Linked DNA regions of Homo sapiens: region 2 is linked to region 1. Evidence: chromatin contacts called from ENCODE Hi-C or POLR2A ChIA-PET data. All regions are on one chromosome and are shown on one strand. Each heading gives the region's core, a stretch centred on a gene start or an enhancer-like site at or near the end of the contact. The rest is flanking DNA. Distances are from core to core; before and after follow the strand shown. Region 1 overlaps MAP3K5 (mitogen-activated protein kinase kinase kinase 5). Region 2 overlaps MAP3K5 (mitogen-activated protein kinase kinase kinase 5).

Region 1 (6,915 bases), core at 2,347-4,846:
GGAACCTTAGTTAACGTGTTTTAATGTTGAAATTTATGAGAGAGCATTAGCCCCTGCTTCCCACCGTTGCAAATTCTCCTCGGTTTCCAGTAATCACATGATCTCCTTCTTCTTTAAAAAAAATGCAGGTTTGGGCCAGGCATGGTGGCTCACACCTGTAATCCCAGCATTTTGGAAAGCCGAGGCAGGAGGATTATTTGAGGCCGGGAGTTTGAGTTCAACCTGGGAAACATAGGAAGACCCTGTCTCTAAAAAAATTTTTTAATTAGCTGGGCGTGATGCCACATGCCTGTAGTCCCAGTTACTAGGGAGACTGAGGTGGGAGGATCATTTGAGCCTAGGAGTTCAAGGCTGCAGTCAGCCATGATCATGTCACTGTACTCCAGTCTGGGTGACAGAGCAAGACCTTGTCTCTTAAAAACAGAAAAAGGAGGTTTGTTACATTTTATAAAACCACTTCCAGGTAGAGCTGCAAATTCAAAATTCAGTGATAAATGAAGAGAGAAAATCCCTATCGTTTCCTTATTTCCTCTTTTGAATACTAAGATAATTCAAACCAAAATGTGCTGATTGGGCATTATTTGGGTGTCATTCTTTGGGGGACTTTGTTTTCTGTTTGCAGATATTGCGGTGGTGGAGATGAGCGATGCCTTCCGGCAGCCGTCCTTGTTTTACCACCTTGGGGTGAGAGAAAGTTTCAGCATGGCCAACAACATCATCCTCTACTGTGATACTAACTCGGACTCTCTGCAGTCACTGAAGGTACCTCCCTTGTTTACTGAATGTTTCATTTTAACATCAGCATTTCAGGGATACCGGTTTGTCATCCAAACATTTTAAGTAGCTTTTATTTGTGAAAGACTTTTATATGTTTGGTTAGTATGCATCAATTACTTGTCAAATTGGGAGGTTTATCGAGAATTCACTGTAGAAATTTGATGACACGAGTAGGAAAAAAGTTCACACTGAGTTCTGAGTTTCAGTCATGGTTGTAGCGGAGGAGACTGTGTTAATAGGAAGTCATTAGCGCCGACGTGGAGAAGGGAGATTGCATAAGGTATGGTCAAGCCTCCATGCTTTGTCACTTTTGGGAGCTTCATGGTGCCCACCAGTCTCCCAACTAAAAGTACACTTCCTACTTGAAAGTGCTCTGAGAAATTCTGAGTATACCCAAATAGTTGCCTTCCTCTTTCACTAGGGTATGATTTAAACTAAGATGGGAGAAAAGGAGGAGAAACTTACTATGTTTGTCTACAAAATTCAACCTGTCTCGATGTCATTCTCTCCAGTAATAGGAGCTTACTGCTATAAAGGCATTTCCTCCATCCAAAGAAGTTTGCCTAAAATGCTTTTTGCAAGGCCAAGTGATTTTACACTGTGTGATTCTTTGAAAAGCATCCCACAGTTCAGTGAATCGCATGCTGAGCTTGCCATCATCCATTTCCTTTGTGAAACTTCCAGCTAGCTTCATGTGGCTTTTTCTCAGCTCTGTCTTCCAGTTCCCAAATCTGAGCCAACCTTGGGACATTGAGCTCTAGAATCCTTAACCATATTACTAATGACTTAGCAATTGTTATATGAGTATCTCTAACCCATATTTCATGCAAAAAAGTCAGTAGTATTTTGCATTCTGAGTATTTAAAGCATGTGTGGCTTTCTTTGAGAAATCTGCAGAACTTCATTGAGCAAACATACCTACTACATGCCAGGCATTGTGCTGGTGATTGACAGGTATATCCCTTTCCAGAATACTCTGAAACAGTTCTAAGAGATTTGCCCCTACTTGTCCTAAGTCTGTTTTTTTATCCTAGAGCAATCCTTTACCTGGAGCAATCCTTAAGCCCCTCCTTAATTTTCCTCCAGATTTACCCCTTTAATTAGTACATCATAAAATGTTGTAACTCATTTTTAATTAGACATTTTGATTTGCTGCTATTTGCAACCCATATTAGCATTTGATGAAGGAATTATTTTATTTAGCTCTTTTCATTTTTCTTTGGGTTAAGTTTATGTATGTATGTATTTATTTATTTATTTAGACAGGATCTCGCTCTCTCACCCAGGCTGGAATGCAGTGTCGTGATCACAGCTCACTGCAGCCATGACCTCCTGCGTTCAAGTGATCCTCCCTCCTCAGCCTCCTGAGTAGCTGGGACTACAGATGCATGCTACCTCACCCAGCTAATTTTTCTCTTTTTTGTAGAGATGGGGTTTTGCCATGTTGCCCAGGCTGGTCTTGAACTCCTGGGTTCAAGCGATTCTCCCACCTTGGCCTCCCAAAGGGTTGGGATTATAGGTGTGAGCTGCCACACCTAGATCACCTAGATAGATTAAGTTTATTTAAGCAGGCCCTATTATGTTGGAGATTTTTTACTTTCTACATTTTTTTGCTCTTGCTCCTGCTAGTATCTGGTGGTTTAATTTTGTGCCCATTCTTTCCTAGGGAAGTATTTTTAAATGAAGCAAACTTACATTTGAGAGAAAGAGATAAAGCTAATCTTACCACACATATGTCCGGGACAAATAAACTGGCTTATTGTTTTAAGCTAGCCTTTGTCTAGGAGTGTTATTGGCATTTGATTGAAGTAGTTCCTTAAAAAGGCTAATGATGTCTAAACTGTGCTCATTTATCTTGTACATATTATCTGCTTCTTATTGAGTATTCACTATGTGCTAGGTACCAAGTGCTTTATCTGCATACATTTTCAAATTCTTAAAGGAGAGGCTGGGTGTGGTAATCCCAGCACTTTGCGGAGCTGAGGCAGTTGGATCACTTGAGGCCAGGAGTTCAAGACCAGCCTGGCCAACGTGGTGAAACCTTGTCTCTACTAAATACAAAAATTAGCCAGGTGTGGCAGCACATGCCTGTAATCCCAGCTACTTGGGAGGCATGAGAATCTCTTGAACCCAGGAGGCAGAGGTTGCAGTAAGCTGAGATCACACCACTGCACTCCAGCCTGGGCGACACAGCAAGACCCTGTCTCAAAAAAATCACAAAACAAAGAATAATAATAATAATAATTCTTAAAAGAGCTCTGTAAGATGTATTTTCTATTAGCATTTTTTTAGTATCACAAACCGAAGCTCAAAGAAATTCAATCATTTGCCTAAGGTGATATAGCTAGGAAAATTTGGGATTACGACTGCCTGACTCCAAAGCCTGTTGCCCTTGACTGCTAAGCATTATTGTTAGTTACTTCTAGTTAAAATTATATCATATATTCCTGCTGAGTGTGTTCATTTAGAAAAGCCTATCAGCTATGCCTCCTGAGTTTTCCTAGGTAACATCCTTCTTTTTTTCTTTTCCCTTCTCCTTTCTATTAACTTAAACTTTTGCTGTTTTCTTATTTAGACTATTCCTAGCCTGGTAGGTCATGTGTCTGGTTGCAGAGGACAGAAATATCTGGGATAGGAAGCATATTTGGCAGTCTAGCAATTTCCTCTGAGTCCTGAAAGTTCCTCAGGTCCTATGCTACCGAAAAGAGTTGGTGTGTGTGTGTATTTTTAGTTTTATTCATTTCTGGTCAATTAGTTAAAGATGTAACCCTTATTCCTGCCATTGACCAACAGATAGGAAAACTGCCATGAAAGAAGCAGAACAAGAGATATTTAAAATAATATATCATGTAAGGATTAGCCAAGTGAAATAAAAACAAAGCATTTCTCTGTTTTCACAGGGCAAAGACAGTTTTAGAATGCTATTCTTGTCATATGTTTAGTTTCACTTAGGTTGATTCTTTGGCCATCTAGAAAGTACAGCTGCACAAGTTTTATTTTAATCTGCTGCTCTTTGTTGAAGACTGCAGTTTCTCTTTGGTGGCAAATTCTCAGGAAGAAATCGTAGAAAAAAATTTTTTTTTGTTTTAATTTAAGCTCCTGGAAAAGTAATGGGAGCTATGAAAGTACTTTAAAAATCTATGTCTGAAGTATCATTTGAAAGGATATTTAGAATCTAGTCATAGCATTTAATTGTAATAAGATTTATATCCATTGTTTTAAATCACAAGTACTATTTTGTTGTACTAAGAATGAAAAATTTTAGTATTTTTTTCAAGAGAAGATGATCATTACACTTTGAGAGAAGGAAGTTGATTTTTTCTTTTTTTTTTTGCTTTTTTAGTGCAATGGAGCAATCTCAGCTCACTGCAACCTCCGCCTCCAGAGTAGCTGGGATTATAGGCACGTGCCACCATGCCTGGCTAATTTTTATATTTTTAGTAGAGATGGGGTTTCACCATGTTGGCCAGGCTGGTCTTGAACTCCTGACCTCAAGTAATCTGCCCACCTCGGCCCCCCAAAGTGCTGGGATCACAGGCGTGAGCCACTGTGCCTGGCCAATTCTTTTTATTTTCTTTAGCATTGTAACAACACTTTTATTTTTTACAATTTTCTTTAAGTCTCATGAGAATTTCTCTCGTGCCTACTAATGTTTATTGAGAGAATATCTGTGCCAATATTTACATTGGTTTAAAATAAGAAATGCTAGTAACAATTATTTTCTGATTTATTTCATGCATTATGAAATGATCATACTTCCACTTGGGGTCTCTCAGTAAGTGGTGAGTAAGTCTGGACACTCCTGGTCAATGAGCTGTGGTGCAGATGCATTAAACACCTCTGATGACTTAGGAGAAATGAACCTGTTTTGTGTAGAGTGAGGAAGTTGTTTTAATGAACCATCTCTTATCACTAGAAATTCCTTTATAACACCAGCTCTCAGCTTATCTTCTTGTGATCCTTTCCTCCACTCCCTTCCTCAGCTCCTCTATGTTCTGGGCCACTCCCCACTCACTTTAAACAATGCTACTTTTAAAGGAAGCAAAACAACAGGATGAAACATGACTGCACGTGCCAGATAGTTGAGAATTAAAAGCTCTTATACTACAGATGGCCAGATTGTGGAGAGTGGGAAACCTACACACTGCTGGTGGGAGAGATACTACCTTCTGAAGCGCAATTTGGGAATATTTAATAATATCAAATGAGCATATCACCAAGACTTAGTCATTCCAACCCTAAATGTATACTGTAAAAAAAGTCTCTTGCATGCATAAGGAGATATAATCAAGAATGTTTATGTTAACATGTTTATAATAGCTCCTCCTCCCAAGGAAATGGAGAATTAATAGATACCTTCAGCTGTAATTTTTTTTTTTTTTTTTTTTTTTTTTTTTTTTTTTTTTTGAGACGATCTTGCTTTGTCACCCGGGCTGGAGTGCAGTGGTGCTATCCCGGCTCACTGCAACCTCCACCTCCTGGGTTCAAGCAATTCTCCTGTCTCAGCCTCCCTAGTAGCTGGGATTACAGGCTCCCGCCACCACGCCCAGCTGATTTTTGTATTTTAGTAGAGACGGGGTTTCGCCATGTTGGCCAGGCTGATATCAAACTCCTGATCTCAAGCAATCCGCCCCCGTTGGCCTCCCAAAGTGCTGGGATTACAGGTGTGAACCACCATGCCCAGCCAGCTATAATCATTTAATGGAATATTATAGAGCACTTAAAACAAATCAGTTAGTGCTTCAGACGTCAATATCAATATATCTCAAAACAACAGTGTTGGGGTAAAAAAATTACTTGTGTACAGTATCATACCATCTATATAAAATATTGTCAGTGCAAGAGGATGCTTTTATACACACTTGTGTTATAAAAGGATAGACATGTGCATGGAATTATAAACAACATTCAGAATAGTTACCTCTTAGGGGATAGGAATGGAATAAAATTGGGAAGGGAAGATGAGAGTCTTCAACTGTATCTGTAATGTTATAGTTCTAAATCTAGGTGGTAGATTATGAGTGCTAATTTTTGTACTTTTTATATACTTGAAATATTTAATAATTAACCTTTTTTAAAAAAGGAAAAGGTTGCTATATTCTTTTATTTTTTGTATCCACCAGGATAACGTATATGCATTTTGGACACTGGAATCCCAAAATATTTTTAGTGTCTTTTTTCTATGTTCTGGCTGTGGTTAGAAAGCTTCAGATATTTGGATATTTCCCTTTCTGCACTCAAACAGACTTTGTTCTCATTTTATCCATTATAGAAGTAATGTTTCTTGATAGGTTGGTAGGCACATCAGTTAGTGGTGATGCAGTTTGTGTTGAAACGTAATGATTATGTTAGATTATTTCTTGTTCAAAAAATTTAGTTGTATTTTTATCTTTAACCATTGGCTGAAAAGTTACTTTATGGATGGGATTTTCATTAATAGACTATTCTCTGTGGCAACCTGTCTACACGCTTACTCCTTCACTATCTCACTGTATACAGAACACACATATGTGATGCTTGAAACCCTTACTCTGCCTCAGTGCATCTATTATTTTCTAGATTGGGATCTGGCTAGCATGAAATCTTAGGTGCACAAACCAAAATTTGTAACATTTCACTAAATTAGCCCTTAAAAATCAGCAAATTTTAATAATACGGCAGCTCCCCAAAACATTAAAAATAAAATTACCACATGATCCAGCAATTCCACTTCTGGATATATACCCAAAAGAACTGAAAGCGGGATCTTGAAGAGGTGTTTATATACCCATGTTCATGGTAGCATTATTCTTAGTAGCCAAAAGGTGGAAGCAACCCACATATTTATCAACAGATCATTGGCTGAACAACATGTGGTATATACATATAATGGAATATTATTCAATCTTAAAAAGGAAGGAAATTTTGACATATGGTACAACATAAATGAACGTTGAAAACTACTGCTCATTTGAGCAGTTCTGTGATACCTAGACCCATGATCTTTTATCTGCAGGCACTGAGGGACTCAATCTCCTTTAGAACTTAAACACGGAGTCTTGTCTTTCTGGCACTCATTCATATCCATTTGAAGCAAATGGTTATAGTTTTGAAAATAGCAGTGATGTCCATGTGTAAATTTTGATGATTATACCAGTT
Region 2 (6,524 bases), core at 1,299-3,798, 34 kb before region 1:
TACAGGTGTGAGCCACTGCACCCAGCCTGGGATTTTCTTTTCTTTTTTTTTTTTATCGAGTCTTGCTCTGTCTCCCAGGCTGGGGAGCAGTGGCACAATCTTGGCTCACTGCAACGTCTGCCTCCCAGGTTCAAGTGATTCTCCTGCCTTAGCCTCCTGAATAGCTGGGATTACAGGCGCCCGCCACCAGGCCCAGGTAATTTTTGTATTTTTAGTAGAGATGGGGTTTCATCATGCTGCCCAGACTGGTGTTGAACTCCTGGACTCAAGCGATTCTCTGTGTCAGCCTCCCAAAGTGCTGGATTACAGGCGTGAGCCACTGCACCCAGCCTCGGATTTTCTAGTACTCCTCTTCCACCAAACTGAACTTGCTGCTTCTCACTAGCACCTTTCAGTTTCCCGCATCTACCTGAAATGCGCTCGTCACTTCAGCAGGGCTGCGTTCTCCCTTTACTTCAAAGCCCTGCCTGACGCTGCTGTTCTCCTTGTGCTGAAGCACCATCTACCCTCAAGTGCATCCTCTTTGCCTGTCTTGTGGTATTTGGGGCTTTCAGACAGGCCTTAGCATTATTTATGATGATAAGCTACCTGAGGTCTGATTCATCTTTGTATTTCACTCAGACCTAGTACAAATGCCTGAATGAGACATGATGGAATATTTGTGGAGAGTGAATAAGCATTCAGTGGATACTTTTTCACCTGACCCAAGAATAATTAATTTTCAGGTAATTTAGAGTCCATCAATTTAATACCATGCCTTTTTAAAGTATTTTAACAAGATTATCAAAATGCTTTCTGGTCCTTTTAGATTCCGGAAAAAAAAAAATACTATCTGTGGTGATGTTCCCTTGCTGCCACAGAATTTCCCTTTCTATAATTTATAACTTGGCAAGGCCAAGAGAGATTCATGCCCCATCCTTACCATTCTGCATGCTGTACCAAAAAAGGTGTTTTCATCAACACCATGTTGCTGCCTAATGCTAGGTTCGTATACTTTTGTGGTAAAAGAAAGTCGGGAATTCCTGTGTTCACTTGAAAAAAAAGCAGTAAAGGCCTATTATTGTTTTAATGGACTGACAACTCAGATGTATTTAAATACAGTCTTCCCATGTTAAAAACAAAAGTACTTAAAGTGTAGACATTCTTTTTTTATGCATCTGTGGGTCCTAAAGTGTGTGTTAGAAAAATGTCACCCAATAAACAGGCAGATAAATAAATTAATAGTGGGTTCCTGTTGGGATAAGTACCAGGAAGGAAAGAGAAAGTGTTGGAGGGCACAGAGGTAGGCTAGAGCTAGGGATTATAAATTTGGGGGTGGGGCATGTGGGCAAGAACTATGGGGTGGTGGTGTTGGTAACCAGGCCTGAGTGGTGTGAAGGAGCCATGCAGAGATCTGGGATGAGCATGTACCAGGCAGAGGGAGCAGAGTCTGCCTTCTAAAAGCTGACCTTTGCACTTGCAGCCTGACCCCTTTCTCTTTCCCCTCCAGCCATTGTCCCAGCCACGCTGAACTTCTGCCCTTTCACAGCTCTGTGCTTTTGCATAACTGCCTTTATCTGGAGTGCCCTTCATCTTCTTCCTGGAGTAAAGTCACACTCAGAACCCAGCTAAAGGCTGGGCCCAGTGGCTCACACCCATAATCCCAGCACTCTGGGAGGCCGAGGAGGGCGGATCACCTGAGGTCACGGGTTTGAGACCAGCCTGGCCAAAATGGCGAAACCCCATCTCTACTAAAAATACAAAAATGAGCTGGGTGTGGTGGCACGCGCCTGTAATCCCAGCTACTCGGGAGGCTGAAGTAGGAGAATCGCTTGAACCCAGGAGGTGGAGGTTGCAGTGAGCCAAGATCACGCCATTGCACTCCAGCCTGGAAGACAGAGCGAGACTCCATCTTAAAAACAAACAAACAAAAAAACCCAGCTGAAATGGCAGATATGACCCACCTTCCCACCCAGCTCCCAACCTTCCTCCTCAGGAAGAGCTGGGCTCTCTGACTGTGTTGTTTCCTCGGCACCATCCCTGTTTCTAATACAGCCCTTATTGATTTGAAAGGTAGGTGGTGTGCTTAAAAGTCTCCTCCCCCACTAACTGTAAGTCCCTAAGAACAGGGACTATGACTTGATCATCTCTGTAGTGCCAGGGCCTAGAACCTTGCCTGGGACAGGGTAGATGCTAACTCATTGTGGAGTGCATGAATGAATGAGGGAGAGAGGGAACGGGAGAAGGAGGGATGGAAGTAGGAATGAAGGGAGGCAGAGAACCAATGTAAAAATTTTTTTTGAACTCTGAAGCACACTGAGAAAAAGGCTCTAGAATGAAAAGTAAATTAAGATGACTTAAAAAATAATACCAGAGATGTTTCTATAAATTTAACTAGAATCCAACTGATTACTGTGGTCACTGGGATTCTATCAAGCCATAAATCAAACTGAAAGTTCACCTATGTCTCAAGGGTGGCAACCTTCCGAAAGTAGGAGTGGCTTGGCTTCGTTCTTTTAAGTTCATGTGTTTTCGATATTTTACATGTTTGGTGGCTTCGATTACAAGAATGCAAGCCTAAATCTACTTTCTGTATAACCACATCCCTTTAGCAGCCTGCATTAGCAAATCATACTCTGGGCCAGAAAAAGAGAAGCATACCAATATGCTTTCTTCCTCTTAAGCAGTCTTCACAGTTTTTCTAGGCTGAGGTCACATCTTTAAACTTCATAAAACATTACTGCCTGATTGTTGAGTGGGATGGGAAGGGAGCGTTTAATTCAGCACCTGCAAGCTGCAACTGCCAGCAGATTTCTGCATTCAGAGGCATTTTGGTGTTTGTGTATGCATAGGACAGAAGGAAGAAATAAGCAGGCCTTTATCAGTATGTTCTTTTCTAAAGATCATTACTAGATTTGACCAAAGTTCTCATAACTATATTTAACAGTCTATCAGTGCTTTCTTGAGTGTTTCCTTAATGCTAGTAAATTCTAACTCTCACAAATTCCCATGGGCTACAGCAGTGCCATCTGGAATTTAGTTCCTTTTACTAATCTGTGATTTAAACATCAGAAAGATATTGCCATAATTCCCAAATAAACACTTAACATGTGTGGGAAGGTTCAGGATAATGGGCCTTCTGATGACCTAATAAAAAATGAAGGTGGTAAAATCATAAGCCAAAAAAAAAAAAAGCAGCCAGAGCCCACAGAGAAGCAGAGATTATCAGCAGATTTGTGCAGAGAAATCTGCATTAGAGCAAAAGAATGCTACTCGGGGATGAAGTGGTGAAAAAGTGGGGAAAAAAACAACTCACTGGGGTTATAAGTCATGAGAAAATTTGACCTCAGAAGGGTCCCAAAAGAGAGGAACGTATTCTCTGGTTAGTCATTCTGATGAGCTGAGTTGAAAAGTTATTTCAGAAAAAATTTCTGAAGAAACTCAGAACTTTTGACATCCCGAAATACTAAGTAGGAATATTTGTGGAAATTTTTGCATTTTGTAGTTGATCCTTAGGAGCAGGAGACAATTGTGTAAACACACTGCAGGACTAGGACTCAGGATGACTTTCTTTAGAAGGAGGAAGAAGATGAAATGTGTGAGAATGACAGGATTTTCACAAGTTTAAGACCTTTCTCCAATTGAAACGAAAGATAAATTAGGGGAAAAGGCTGAAGTTTTTCATCTAGATTCAGAAATGCTTTCAAAAAGCAACACATTCTAAATCTATCTAAAGATGCCACATGATCTTGTCGAAACGGTAATTTGACAAATTATTTTTAACAACAAAAATACTCAAGTGCTACATGAACAATTCACCCCTTCATCGTTGAAGAGAACTGCTGGTTCTCAGCAGTCCTGCAAAACACCTCACTGGCATGAGAAGAGGTATTTATGGTCTTTTAGAGATCTGCAGGAAATGTTTTTGAACTAATCTGTATTAACTACTGAAAAACTGGCAGGACAAGGCTGGGTGCGGTGGCTCACGCTTGTAATCCCAGCACTTTGGGAGGCCGAGGCAGGCAGATCACTTGAGGCCAGGAGTTCGAGACCAGCCTGGCCAAGATGGCGAAACCCTGTGTCTACTAAAAATACAAAAATTAGCCAGGCGTGCTCGTGCACGCCTGTAATCCCAGCTATTCAAGAGGCTGGAGCAGGAGAATTGCTCGAACCTAGGAGGCGGAGGTTACAATGAGCCGAGATCATGCCACTGCACTCCAGCCTGGGTGACAGAACGAGACTCCATCTTAAAAAAATAACAAAACTGGAAGGACAGAAGGCCAATGGGGTGTGGAGAGAGGATGACCACACCTTGTCTCTAATTTCTGCTTTGATGAGTACCTTGGGCAAGGGCATTTGGATAATGACTGGTTGTTTGCGGGTTTATATGTTGGAGGAGGAGGAATTTGAAAGCAGCATCAGTAGGTGGTTTACCGATATAGCTGCTCACCGTGAGCATTAAATACTGGGTGGATGAGTGTTGCAAAGCACAGCCTGCCCCAGGTTCCTCCATATGCTTCCTTCCTCCCTGGCTGCTGACTTCCAGCCTTATTCATCCTGGCCCTCAGTCTTTCAGTCGACGTCCATGTGGGCTTATAGACATCAGATGAATTAGACTTGCCCCCTGCCTGAAAGTTCACATTCTATTGGACAAGACTGATTAAAAAAATGACAGATTTTAAGTTCGTGGTAATTGCAAACTAGATATGGTGCTGTGGGTGTCAGGAAATCTCGTAGGAGGCAATGTTTGAGCCCTCCCTTTTGAGAGATGAATGAGCATTCCCTAGGTGCTGATGAGCATTTCATTTTGAAGGAGGTTATCTGGCCGTGGGTGTGACAGTGGTCCTGAGATATTGGAGTCATATTAGACAGCAAAACCGGCCAACAGAGTATCACGGAGGCATTGTATTTTCACTGGCGACCTTCACGCACCCTAATGGAGCCCTCATAATTCCTTTTTTTTTTTTTTTTTGATACAGAGTTTCGCTCTGTTGCCCAGGCTGGAGTGCAGTAGCATGATCTTGGCTCACTGCAACCTCTGCCTCTCAGGTTCAAGCGATTCTCCTACCTCAGCCTCCTGAGTAGCTGGGATTAGAGGCGCGTGCCACCATACCCGGCTAATTTGTGTATTTTTAGTAGAGATGGGGTTTCACCATGTTGGCCAGGCTGGTCTCGAACTCCTGACCTCAAGTGATCTGCCAGCACCCCTGACATTTTCTTCTCCAGGTGACAACAGCTTTGGCCTCTCAAAGTACTGGGATTATAGGCATGAGCCACTGTGCCCGGCCAGTCCTAATAATTAAGGCAATTTGACTATAAGTTTTGAGCATATTATATAATTTTCTTTCTTGTTCCAGTTTTATTTCTTAACTAAAATCAGGAATTTATCTATAACTGTATCTGAAAGATGCTGAGTAAAACAACAGCCACTGGCTGATTTTCTTCTCCTTAATTATACAAAATGAATTGCCTATGCAGTTATCCAAGAGCCTTAGTCAGTGTTAATCTAGTTAAAGCTACCTAGTTAAAGCTGTTTTACAATATTTTACACTCATTTCTTAGAAGTTATTCTCTTACCTTTGACCACAATTTCTACAAAACATGTACTTCAACTTTTAACTTCTAAAAACTTGCCTTCAAGTTTTAATTCTTTATTTCTAAGGTATCTTATTGTACCATGCCAGGTGTTAAATTCTGTAATTTAATTGCATCTTTATTCTTCAAGAAACTAATCTTATAGTCTTTTGTATATTTTCTCAGGTTTTATTTGCCCTGTGTCTTGTCTTTGCATATGTTTTGCGAAGAACACTCCCCCATATTTTTAGAACAATTTTCTTCATTTTTTTTCCTGAACAAATACATATTTGTGTGAGCATACATATATAGACATTTTGGGGGATTTTAACCCATTTATGACTGAGGTTGCAATTTTTTGAATTTTTGCAATCAGACCTTGGTGATGACCTTGAGCAGTAGGATATAAATAACTCCTACATGCTTGGTGTTCCAATAATGGAACACTAGGTATAAATTAATACGGTTCAAATGTGGCTGTGTAGTGATAAATATTGACATTTTTCCAAGTGCCTTCTTTATCTGAATACATTTGAGAAGCTTGTCAACCAAGATAATCCACACCTGATTCAGAAAAGTGGGATTAAGTCCACTGACTAAGGATGTGAAATGGATAATATTGTATACTCTATGCCTACATGGACACATTCACAGCTCTACAGATGACTCAAGGAATACTGCTTTATTTAGGATTTCTCACTTTGGGGCAGAAAATGGAAATTTTGTTTTTTTTTAGAGATCATTTTGAAATCCATCTCTTAGATCATGGTAATAAATAATGGCCTCCAAAGAACCACCATATATCTGATAGACCTAGGTTCTTAAATACAGCAATATTTTCCCTGTTGGCTAAAGTTGGCTTCATTGTATGCTGAAAGCATTCCTTTTTACCCTGTTTATGGATTTACAATATGGCCGCTGCTTGGAGATCACTTGACAATAGTCTACACCCTTGCTACTCAAAATGTGGT

The links. A loop is a pair of places that touch in the nucleus more often than their neighbours do. ChIA-PET counts read pairs that join two places held with the same protein, here RNA polymerase II (POLR2A). Pooled maps may share reads with other maps.
Region 2: a map of GM12878 shows a loop between it and region 1 (6-fold over the local background). The contact joins two enhancer-like sites. A Hi-C loop is called at or near these places in 9 of 168 maps with a recorded cell type or tissue (B cell, CD4-positive, alpha-beta memory T cell, GM12878 and 5 more), 37 of 37 single-sample maps with no recorded cell type and 16 of 50 pooled maps. POLR2A ChIA-PET finds 5 or more read pairs at or near these places in 11 of 52 experiments (AG04450, CD4-positive, alpha-beta T cell, CD4-positive, alpha-beta memory T cell and 8 more).

The regions. Positions count from the first base shown.
Region 1 is chr6:136,714,297-136,721,211 of GRCh38, reverse strand. It overlaps MAP3K5 (mitogen-activated protein kinase kinase kinase 5), which reads left to right. Exons shown (of 30, transcript NM_005923.4): 2 at 623-762. Among named protein-coding and RNA genes, the nearest start is that of MAP3K5-AS2, 66 kb to the left of the region's middle. Within about 2 kb of position 3,596, at least 3 of the 41 ENCODE cell types and tissues checked have a DNase peak (open chromatin) inside an H3K27ac peak, as active enhancers do; they include GM12878 and OCI-LY7, where a contact is called at or near this core.
Region 2 is chr6:136,747,800-136,754,323 of GRCh38, reverse strand. All of the region lies in intron 1 of MAP3K5 (mitogen-activated protein kinase kinase kinase 5), which reads left to right. Among named protein-coding and RNA genes, the nearest start is that of MAP3K5-AS2, 33 kb to the left of the region's middle. RefSeq lists enhancers at 1,355-1,404, 2,597-2,696. Within about 2 kb of position 2,548, at least 11 of the 41 ENCODE cell types and tissues checked have a DNase peak (open chromatin) inside an H3K27ac peak, as active enhancers do; they include GM12878 and OCI-LY7, where a contact is called at or near this core.